Linked DNA regions of Homo sapiens: region 2 is linked to region 1. A link is a loop called in an ENCODE intact Hi-C map of the cell type or tissue named here. Cell type or tissue: OCI-LY7. All regions are shown on one strand. Each heading gives the region's core, and the rest is flanking DNA. Links, peaks and the distances in the headings are about the cores only.

Region 1 (5,370 bases), core at 103-5,102:
AAAATAAAAGAATGTTGCCTGGCTTGGTCAGTACTTGACTAAATAGAGGACTGAATGGATAGATTTTTTTTTTTTTTGAGATGGAGTCTCGCTCTGTCTTGCCCAGGCTGGAGTGCAGTGGCGCAATCTTGGCTCACTGCTACCTCCGCCTCCCAGGTTCAAGCAATTCTCCTGCCTCAGCCTCCCGAGTAGCTGGGATTACCACCATGCCCGGCTAATTTTTATAATTTTTTAGTATAGACAGGGTTTCGGCCGGGCGCAGTGGCTCACATCTGTAATCCCAGCTCTCAGGGAGGCAGAGGCGGGAGGATAGCTTGAGCCCAGGAGTTCGAGACCTGCCTGGGCAATATGGCGAGACCCCATTCTCCACAAAAAGTAAGAAAAAAAAAGACAAAAATAAAAAAAAATAAATAAGTAGAGACAGGTTTTCACCATATTGGCCAGGCTGGTCTCAAACCCCTGACCTTGTGATCTGCCTGCTTGGGCCTCCCAAAATGCTAGGATTACAGGCGTGAGCCACCCCACCCAGCCAGGATGGATAGATTTTTTTTTTTTTTTTTTTGACAGAGTCTCACTCTGTCACCCAGGCTGGAGTGCAGTGGCGCGATCTCAGCTTACTGCAACCTCTGCCTCCCAGGTTCACTCTATTCTCCCATCTCAGCCTCCTGAGTAGGTGGGACTACAGGCGCCCGCTACCACGCCCAGCTAATTTTTTGTATTTTTTAGTAGAGACGGGGTTTCACCATGTTAGCCAGGATGGTCTCGATCTCCCGACCTCGTGATCCACCCGCCTTGGCCTCCCAAAGTGCTGGGATTACAGGCATGAGCCACCGCGCCTGGCCTCAGAATGGATAGATCTTTAAGGAACAATCCAGCTCTGAGAGACTACAACTGAAACCCCTGTGTTCAACACCTTCTGTGGATCCCTACTGCCCACAAAATATAATTTCCTTGACTATCTAAATATCCTTAATCCCGCCCTTGTTTTCCCTAGCCTAGGGAGTCACAAACTTTGGCTTGTATCAGAATCCACCAGGAAGGCCAAAGACCTGGAGATTCTAATTCAAGGGATCTGGGCAGGGGCCCCAGAATCAACATTTAAAGAGCTTCCAAAGTCACGTGGCTGAGAGAGAAGAGAAAAAAAGAGAGCTTCTATGGGATTTTGATGGTGATGGTGATGATGGTGATGATAGTGATAATGATGATGATGGTGATGATGATAATGGTGGTCATGATGGTGATGGTGAGTATGGTGGTGATGAGGATGGTGATGGTGAGGATGGTGATGAGGATGATGATAAGGATGACGGTGAAGATGCTGATGATCGTAGTGATGATGATGGTGACGGTGATGGTGAAGATGGTGATGATGGTGAGGATGATGATGATAATGATAGTGATGATCATGATGGTGATTTTGGTAATGATGATGGTGATGATGATAATGGTGATGTTGGTGAGGATGGTGACGTGGTAATGATGGTTACGATTGTGGTAATGATGGTGATGATTGTGGTAATGGTGATGATGATGGTGATACTGGTGAGGATGGTGATGGTGGTGATGGTGATGATTGTGGTGATGATGGTGATGATTGTGGTAACAATGGTGATGGTGATGATGGTGGTGATGATGGTGGCAATGATGGTGATGCTGATGTTGATGGTGATGGTGATGATTGTGGTAATGACAGTGTTGATGGTGATGATGGTGGTAATGATGGTGATGATGATGATGGTGAGGTTGGGGATGGTAATGATGGTGGTGATGTTGGTGATGGTAAATTTTAGTAATGACGGTGGTGATGATGATGAGGATGGTGATGGTGGTGATGGTGATGATTGTGGCAATGATGGTGATGGTGATGATGGTGGTGATGATGGTGGCAATGATGGTGATGCTGATGTTGTTGATGGTGATGGTGATGATTGTGGTAATGATGGTGGTGATGATGGTGATGGTAATTGTAGTGATGGTGGTGATGATGGTGAGGATGGTGATGACGGTGGTAATGGTGATGGTGATGATTGTGGTAATGACGATGGTGATGGTGATGACTGTGGTAATGATGGTGGTGATGTTGGTGATGGTAAATTTTAGTAATGACAGTGGTGATGATGATGAGGATGGTGATGGTGATGATTGTGGTAATGATGATGGTGGTGATGGTGATGATGATTGTGGTAATGATGGTGATGATGATGGTGGTGATGATGGTGGCAATGATGGTGATGCTGTCATTGATGGTGATGCTGTCATTGATGGTGATGGTGATGATTGTGGTAATGACAGTGTTGATGGTGATGATGGTGGTAATGATGGTGACGATGATGATGGTGAGGTTGGGGATGGTAATGATGGTGGTGAAGATGGTGTTGATGGTGATGGTGGTGATGGTGAAAATGGTGATGGTGAGGATGACGGTGAGAATGATGGTGAGGGTGGTAACAATGGTAATGATGGTGATGGAAATAACGATGGTGATAATGGCAGCGACACAAGTGTTCACAAGATTCCTTTGCAACAAGTGCATGAACAAGCAGACAAAAGTCTTTGCCCTCAGGGAAAACAAAGGCAATATGCAAATGTTGTCGGGATCCTGGTGTGAACAAATCAGCTGTAATAAAACATTTGGGAACTTCTGGGTGTATTTAAATAGAGTTAAATATGAGATGGTATCAAGACATTTCTGTTAATTGTATTAGGTGATATAATGGTATTTTTGTTATGTAAAAAAGGCCTGAGCCTGGACAAAATGGTGAGACTCTGTCTCTACAAAAAAATAAAAGATTGGCTGGGCGTGGTGGTGCATGTCTGTTGTCCCAGCAACCTGAGAGGCTGAGGTAGGAGGATCACTTGAGCCTAGGAAGTCGGGACTGCAGTGAGCCATGATCATTTCACTGCACTCCAGCCTGGGTGACAGAGCAAGACACTATCTCAAAATAATAATAATAATAATGCTTTATTTTTAGGAGATGCTTACTAACGTGTTTGGAAATGAACTGTCATTGTGTCGTAATATACTTTATAATACTTTGACAAAAAGAAATATATACATTTATGTATATACAGACACATATATATGGTGTACAAAATGTGAATTAATGCTAATACAAATGATGGGCATATAGGTATTTATTATACTACTATATTTTTCTTTTCTTTTTTCTTTCTTTTTTTTTTTGAGACTGAGTCTTGCTCTGTTGCCCAGGCTGGAGTACAGTGGTGCAATTTCAGCCCACTGCAACCTCCACCTCCCTGGGTCCAAGTGATTCTCCTGCCTCAGCCTCCCGAGTAGCTGGGATTACAGGTATGCGCCACCCTGCCCCGCTAATTTTTTTTGTATTTTCAGTAGAGACGTGGTTTCACCATGTTAGCCAGGCTGGTCTTGAACTCCTGACCTCAGGCAATCCGCCCGCCTAGGCCTCCCAAAGTGCTGGGATTACAGGCATGAGCCACTGCATCCGGTCTATTTTTCTTTTTTAAAAATGTTTAACATTGAGGCCAGGCATGGTGGGTCACACCTGTAATCCCAGCACTTTGGGAGGCCGAGGCGGGCAGATCACTTGAGGTCAAGAGTTCAAGACCAGCCTGGCCAACATGGTGAAACCCTGTCTCTCCTAAAAATACAAAAATTAGCCGGGCATGGTGGTACATGTCTGTAGTCCAGCTACTTGGTAGGCTGAGGCAGGAGAATGGCTTGAACCCAGGAAGGCAGAGGTTGCAGTGAGCCAAGATCATGCCATTGCACTCCAGCCTGGGCAACATAGCAAGACCTCCTCTCTACTGAAACTAAAAAAAAAAAAAATTAGTCGGGTGCTGTGGCATGTATCTGTAGTCCCAGCTACTCGGCGGGCTGAGAGGATGAGGTGGGAGGATCCCTTGAGCCCAAGAGTTCAAGGCTGCAGTGAGCTGTGATGGCACCACTGCTCACCAGCTGGGAAGACAAGGAAAGGAGGAAAGAAGGAAAGAAAAAAGGGAGGGAGGGAGGAAGGAAGAAAGAGAGAAAGAAAGAAAGGGCCGGGCGCAGTGGCTCACACCTGTAATCCCAGCACTTTGGGAGGCTGAAGCAGGCGGATCACGAGGTCAGGAGATTGAGATCATCCTGGCCAACATGGTGAAACCCTGCCTCTACTAAAAAAAAAATTAGCCCGGTGTAGTGGTGCGTGCCTGTAATCCCAGCTACTCGGGAGGCTGAGGCAGGAGAATAGCTTGAACCCGGGAGGCAGAGATTGCAGTGAGCTGAGATCGTGTCACTGCATGCCAGCCTGGCGACAGAGCAAGACTCTAAAGAAAGACAAAAAAAAAAAGAAAGAAAGAAAGAAAGAAAAGAAAAGAACAATGGGGAGTTTCAGTACACATGAATTATCTGTACTATTCTAGGAATATTTTGTAAGTCTTAAATTATGTCAAAATAAAAATAAAAAGCATTCTAATACACTGGTGGTATGGTACGCATGAAGTTCCTACTGATAAAATTGTATGATCTGGGCTGGGTGCGGTGGCTCACGCCTCCCAGCACTTTGGGAGGCCGAGGCAGGCGGATCACTTGAGGTCAGGAGTTCCAGACCAGCCTGGCCAACATGATGAAACCTCATCTCTACTAAAAATACAAAAATTAGCCAGGTGTGGTGGCGTGTGCCTGTAGTCCCAGCTATTTGGGAGGGTGAGGCAGGAGAATCACTTGAACCCAGCAGGTGGAGGTTGCCATGAGCTGAGATGGTGCCACTGCACTCCAGCCTGGGCGATAGAGCGAGACTCCGTCGCAAAAAAAAAAAAAAAAAAAATTGTATGATCTGGGTGGTGGTGGGGGGCAGGAGTCAACGGGTAGAGCAAGTTATTCTTGCTTTGTTTTGTTTGAGACAAGTTCTTACTCTGTTGCCCAGGCTGGAATGCAGCGGCACAATCATAGCTCACTACAGCCTCAACCTCCTGGGCTCAAGTGATCCTCCTCAGCCTCTTGAGTAGCTGCGACTACAGATGTGTGCCACCCTATCTGGCTAATTTTGTTTATTTTTGGTTGAGATGGGGTCTGGTGCTATGTTGCCCAGGCTGGTCTTGAGCTCCTGAGCTCAAGTGATTTTCCCACCTCAGCCTCCCGAAGTGCTGAGATTGCAGCATGATAAATATTGATAAGAGTTTCATGGGTATTTAATCTAATCTCATTAAATCCTCAGAACAACTCTGTCACAATTGGCCCCATTTCACAGGTGAGAAAACAGAGGAGCAGAAATGTTGCGTAACTTGCATGACGTTGCAGGTAAGAAGTGGCAGAGAATTTAGGCAAACAAGCCACTTGTTATTTCTGCCTCCCTGCCCCGCAGGTCCTGTTGACCAACTTGACCAACTTTATTTATTTATTTATTTTGA
Region 2 (5,370 bases), core at 319-5,318, 310 kb after region 1:
CAGGCACCTGCCACCATGCACCGCTAATTTTTTTTTTTTTTTTTGTATTTTTAGTAGAGATGGGGTTTCACTATGTTGGCCAGGCTAGTCTTGAACTCTTGATCCGCCCACCTCGGCCTCCCAAAGTGTTGGGATTACAGTAGTGAGCCACCGCACCCAGCCTCTTTTTTTTTTTTTTTTTTTTTGAGATGGAGTCTAGCTGTGTCGCCCAGGCTGGAGTGCAGTGTCGGGATCTTGGCTCACTGCAACCTCTGCCTCCCAGGTTCAAGCGATTCTCCTGCCTCAGCCTCCCTAGTAGCTGGGACTACAGGTGTGCACCACCACACCTGGCTAATTTTTTTTTTTTTTTTTTTTTGTATCTTCAGTAGAAATGGGGTTTCACTATATTGGCCAGGCTGGTCTCGAACTCCTGACCTCAAGTGATCAGCTCGCCTCGGCCCAAAGTGCTGGGATTACAGGTGTGAGCCACTGCGTCCAGCCTCTAAATGGAATGTTTTGTGGGTATTTCACCCCTTTCTGGCTTAGGCCGCTTTATCCTAATCCCAGTGACCCCAGGGAGCTGCTGGGAAATGTGGACCTGGATTCTTGAAGGCAGTGGATGAGAAAGAAGAGTGAGCACTAGGACTAGCCTGGGCAACATAGCGAGACCCCGTCACTACTTAAAAAAAAAATTAGCCGGGCGTGGTGGTGGGTGCCTTTAGTCCCAGCCACTAGAGAGGCTGAGGCATGCCAGGTGCGGTGGTTCACGCCTGTAATCCCAGCACTTTGGGAGGCCGAGGCGGGCGGATCACGAGGTCAGGAGATCAAGACCATCCTGGCTAACTCAGTGAAACCCCGTCTCCACTAAAAATACAAAAAATTAGCCGGGCGTGATGTCGGGCGCCCGTAGTCCCAGCTACTCGGGAGGCTGAGGCAGGAGAATGGCGTGAACCCGGGAGGCAGAGCTTGCAGTGAGCCGAGATAGTGCCACTGCACTCCAGCCCGGGCAACAGAGCGAGACTCCGTCTCAAAAAAAAAAAAAAAAAAAAAGTTGAGGCATAAGAATCACTTGAGCTTGGGAGGTGGAAGTTGCAGTAAGCCGAGATCCGTACCACTGCACTCCAGCCAGAGTGCTGGTTGCTCATGCCTGTAATCCCAGCACTTTGGGAGACCAAGGCAGGCACATCACCTGAGGTCAGGAGTTCAAGACTAGCCTGGCCAACATCGTGAAACCCCCGTCTCTACTGAAAATACAAAAATTAGCCAGGCATGGCAGCGGGTGCCTGTAATCCCAGCTACTTGAGAGGTTGAGGCAGGAGAATCGTTTGAACCCAGGAGGTGGAGGTTGCAGTGAGCCGAGATCGCACCACTGCACTCTAGCCTGGGTGACGGAGCAAGACTCTCTCTCTCAAAAAAAAAAAAAAAAAAAAAAAAAAAAAAGAAAGAGAGAGAGAGAACCTTCATCTGGGATTTTAAGCCTGGATAGCCGCAGGGGCTATTGGGAAATGTAGCCCCACCACGTGGGCTACCAGATGAGGGTCCATCTCCCATAAGAAGTTGAAGCACTTCTTTTGGGGTTCTAGGCCTCTGGTACCCTGGTAGCTCTTGAGAGGTGTTGCCTTCTAGGTAGAAGGGATCCTTATTTCCCATGAGACCCCAGGACACTTGCTGTTTGATTCTAAGTCTGCTCTATGCCAGAAATTAGTGAGAAATCCAAGGCCTGGGTTTTGAGGAGAGGGCTGGAGTGGAGACTTCACATCCCACAGGCCTCAGATCCTCTGAACCTGGAGGATCTGAGCCTGCAGTGTCCTAGAAGCTCATGGGAGGTGTAGCATCACCATTTTAACTCGCAGGTAGGTGGCAGGGACTTAAGATGGGCTAGTCCTGGGAGCTCTTAGCGGGTGTGACACCACCATTCTGACTCCCATGTCAGGGCACTTTGTTTCCCAGGGAACAAGGGGGTTCCCCGTCCTCTCCCCCAGGGGCTCGCAGTCCACGGGGCCCTTTGCTACCTCCGCAGGCGCTGGCGCAGCGGGAAGATATGGAGGAGCGGATTACAACACTGGAGAAGCGCTACCTGAGCGCCCAGCGGGAGGCCACGTCTCTGCACGACGCCAACGACAAACTGGAGAACGAGTTAGCTAGCAAGGAGTCGTTGTATCGGCAGGTGGGGGCGCGGCCGGGAGGGGCGATGGGGGCGGTGCCGGGGCCCAAGTGACCCAGCCCGTCCCCTCCCCCTGCCTCTCCCTCCCCCAGAGTGAAGAGAAGAGCCGTCAGCTGGCCGAGTGGTTGGACGACGCCAAGCAGAAGCTGCAGCAGACGCTGCAGAAAGCGGAGACCTTGCCCGAGATAGAGGCGCAGCTGGCGCAGCGCGTGGCGGCGCTCAACAAGGTGCGGGGAGGACTCGGGTCGGGGCCTTGCGTGGGGAAGGGGTGGGGCCTAGAGGAGGCGGGGCCGTGAATCTGGAGGGGTAGGAGCGAGGTCAGAACCCCGGATTTGGGGGAAAGGGTGGGGCCTAGGGGCTGGGAAAGGGACAGGACTTGGAATGGGGAGGGCCTGGAGGTTTGCGCGGGGGACGGATGGGAGCGGGGTTCTCTAGCCTGGACTGAAAGGACCGGTGGCCTGGAACCTGAGAGGGAAGGAACAGGTCCTGAAAAAGTGGACTAGGCGCAGGGGCGGGGCCTGACTCAAAGGTGCAGGGGAGGAGCCTGGCGCTGTGGGGGCGGAGCCTGGCGCTCAGCCTTGGAGGAGGTGGGGCTGGGAGCCTGACTGATCCTGGAAGGGTAAGTCACACGCCATGGGTTCCATCTCCTAGGCCGAGGAACGTCATGGGAATTTTGAGGAGCGGCTTCGGCAGCTGGAGGCCCAGCTGGAAGAGAAGAATCAAGAGCTGCAGCGGGTGAGGGGGCGGAAGACTGCACAGAGGGTGGGGCTTCGAGGCTGGGGCGGAGCTTAATAAGGAGGCTGGGCTGGGCCCGGGGGTGGGGCTTAGAGGAAGGGCCGTGGTCTGGGCAGGGTGGGCTTAACAACCCGCCCCGCTCTGCTTTGCGCAGGCCCGGCAGCGGGAGAAGATGAACGATGACCACAATAAGCGGCTGTCCGAGACGGTGGACAAGCTGCTGAGCGAGTCCAACGAGCGCTTACAGCTTCACCTCAAGGAGCGCATGGGGGCGCTGGAGGAGAAGGTGCGCCCCCCATACAGGACTGCGGGACGCGGAATTCCGGGACTACCTCTTGCTGGAATCCTGGGGCCCCAGGCCTTTCCCTCAGATCTGTTATCGGAGGCCTCCCTAAACCCCGGCATCCTGAGTTGGGCAGCCTTCTCTGCTCTATTGCCCAGACCGCTTTTTCACCTATTCTAGACGTTCCAAGAGCCGAATTCTGGGGCACCCATGCCTCGAGTCCTTGACTTTTCCCAAAGCCTCCAACCCCATGGGTCTCCAAACCCTGAACCCTCTGAGATTGCACAGGACGTCGCATCCCGGGGCTTCTCTCCCCAGAAACATCGTTGCCCCTGCTCCCCCGAAACTCACCACTTGTGTCCATCTCATTCCTCCTGGGTCCCCTCAGGCCTGTCTGTGTGCACTGGGAGCTGCCTGCAGCCCCACGGGCGTGGCCCCTCAGGCCTCACTCCCTCACTTCACCTCTGTCTCCACAGAACTCCCTGAGCGAGGAGATAGCCAACATGAAGAAGCTTCAGGATGAGTTGCTGCTAAACAAGGTAGGGGGCCCTGAGGGGACAGGAGGAGGATGTTGGGGCAGTGGTTGCTGAGGCTAGGGTCTGCAAGTCTGGCAGGGGCTGTTCCTCCTGGGCGGAGCAGATTCTAACCCGACACCTCCAACACCGGCCCCCAGGAGCAGCTCTTGGCCGAAATGGAGCGGATGCAGATGGAGATCGACCAGCTGCGGGGGAGGCCACCATCCTCCTACTCCAGGTGACAGCAGCCCTTCTGCCCTGCCCCCACCATGGAGCCCCGTTGGCCAAGCGCCAAGCTCCTCCCTTCTGATCCCCACTTCCTGTCCTCCTGAGACTTCTGACCCCTCTGTTTTTGTTTTTTGTTTGTTTGTTTGTTTGTTTTGAGACAGAGTCTCACTCTGTCGCCCAGGCTGGAATGCAGTGGCACGATTCCGGCTCACTGCAACCTCCACCTCCTGAGTTCAAGCGATTCTCGTGCCTCAGCCTCCCAAGTAGCTGGGACTACAGGCGTGCACCACCACAGCCGGCTAATTTTTGTAGTTTTAGTAGACACGGGGTTTTGCCATGTTGGCCAGGCTGGTCTGGAACCCCAGGCCTCAAGTGATCCTCCCCCCTCGGCCTCCCAAAGTGCTGGGATTACAGGTGTGAGCCACTGTGCTCAGCCCACTCTGGTTTTTTACCCTGACTTTATTTATTTATTTTTTCTTTCTTTTGAGACAGAGTCTCACTCTGCTGCCTGGGCTAGAGTGCAGTGGCATGATCTCAGCTCACTGCAACCTCCGCCTCCCCGGTTCAAGTGATTCTCCTGCCTCAGCCTCTAGAGTGGCAGGGATTACAGGAGCCCACCACCACATCCAGCTAATTTTTTTTATTTTTAGTAGAGACAGGGCTTCACCAGGTTGGCCTGGTCTCAAACTCCTGACCTCAAGTTATCTGCCCACCTCAGCCTCCCAAAGTGCTGGGATTGCAGGCTTGAGCCACCAGGCCTGGCCCCTTGACCTTGACTTCAGGACCCCTGGCCCTAGGTCTGTCTCTGTGACCCTTACCTCTGTGCTCTTTTCCTGACCCCTTGGTCTCTGACTGCTTTCCTCATGCCCACAGGTCTCTCCCTGGCAGTGCCCTGGAGCTCCGTTACTCTCAGGCACCCACTTTACCTTCTGGTGCCCACCTGGATCCCTATGTGGCTGGCAGTGGTCGGGCAGGCAAGAGGGGCCGCTGGTCAGGGGTCAAGGAGGAGCCCTCCAAGGTCAGCAGCTGCCTCTGGGTCCTGGACTGAGCAGGGCTTGGGCGGGCAGCTGTAGGAAGTGGAACTAAATCTGTGGGGCTCCGGGAGGAAGCTGGGTTGAGAGGCAGGATCTCTTGGACTCATCCACTCACCCTTTCTTCTCTCCTTCCCTGCAACCCTCTTGCCTGGATGTCTCCTCCTGTGGATGTCCTGCCACCTGGTGAGAACCTGAGAGTAATCATGGGACAGGGAGGGGTGTGTAGAATCCCAGAGTAGGTGGGGTTAGGTGAGGAACAGGAGCCAGCTGAGTCATGGGAATCAGGGGCGGGGGTGGAGTCATGGGTGTGGGCGTGGCTTGGAGAGGATTTGGGGAGGGATCAAGAACAGGGACCTGTCAAGAGAGGAAGTTGGAGGCCGGGCAGGGTGGCCCATGCCTGTAATCCCAACACTTGCTGGCGCCGAGGCAGGC

Evidence for each region. Peaks named below come from ENCODE experiments on the same cell type or tissue, not always from the same donor. Only the 100,000 strongest peaks of a DNase experiment are listed, where the experiment ranks them.
Region 2: a loop joins it to region 1, with 12 times the contacts of the local background. A loop is called at or near these places in 1 of 110 quality-filtered maps.

What each region holds. Positions count from the first base shown.
Region 1 is chr19:48,820,471-48,825,840 of GRCh38, forward strand. All of the region lies in intron 5 of HSD17B14 (hydroxysteroid 17-beta dehydrogenase 14), which reads right to left. Among named protein-coding and RNA genes, the nearest start is that of BCAT2, 12 kb to the left of the region's middle. In OCI-LY7, for the core only: no CTCF peak of the experiment used is centred there; no DNase peak of the experiment used is centred there.
Region 2 is chr19:49,131,002-49,136,371 of GRCh38, forward strand. It overlaps PPFIA3 (PPFI scaffold protein A3), which reads left to right. Exons shown (of 30, transcript NM_003660.4): 8 at 2,000-2,146; 9 at 2,236-2,370; 10 at 2,795-2,878; 11 at 3,033-3,164; 12 at 3,638-3,700; 13 at 3,835-3,914; 14 at 4,778-4,922. Among named protein-coding and RNA genes, the nearest start is that of PPFIA3, 14 kb to the left of the region's middle. RefSeq lists an enhancer at 1,629-2,273. In OCI-LY7, for the core only: no CTCF peak of the experiment used is centred there; DNase peaks (open chromatin) are centred at 2,680 and 2,930; H3K4me3 peaks cover 266 bases.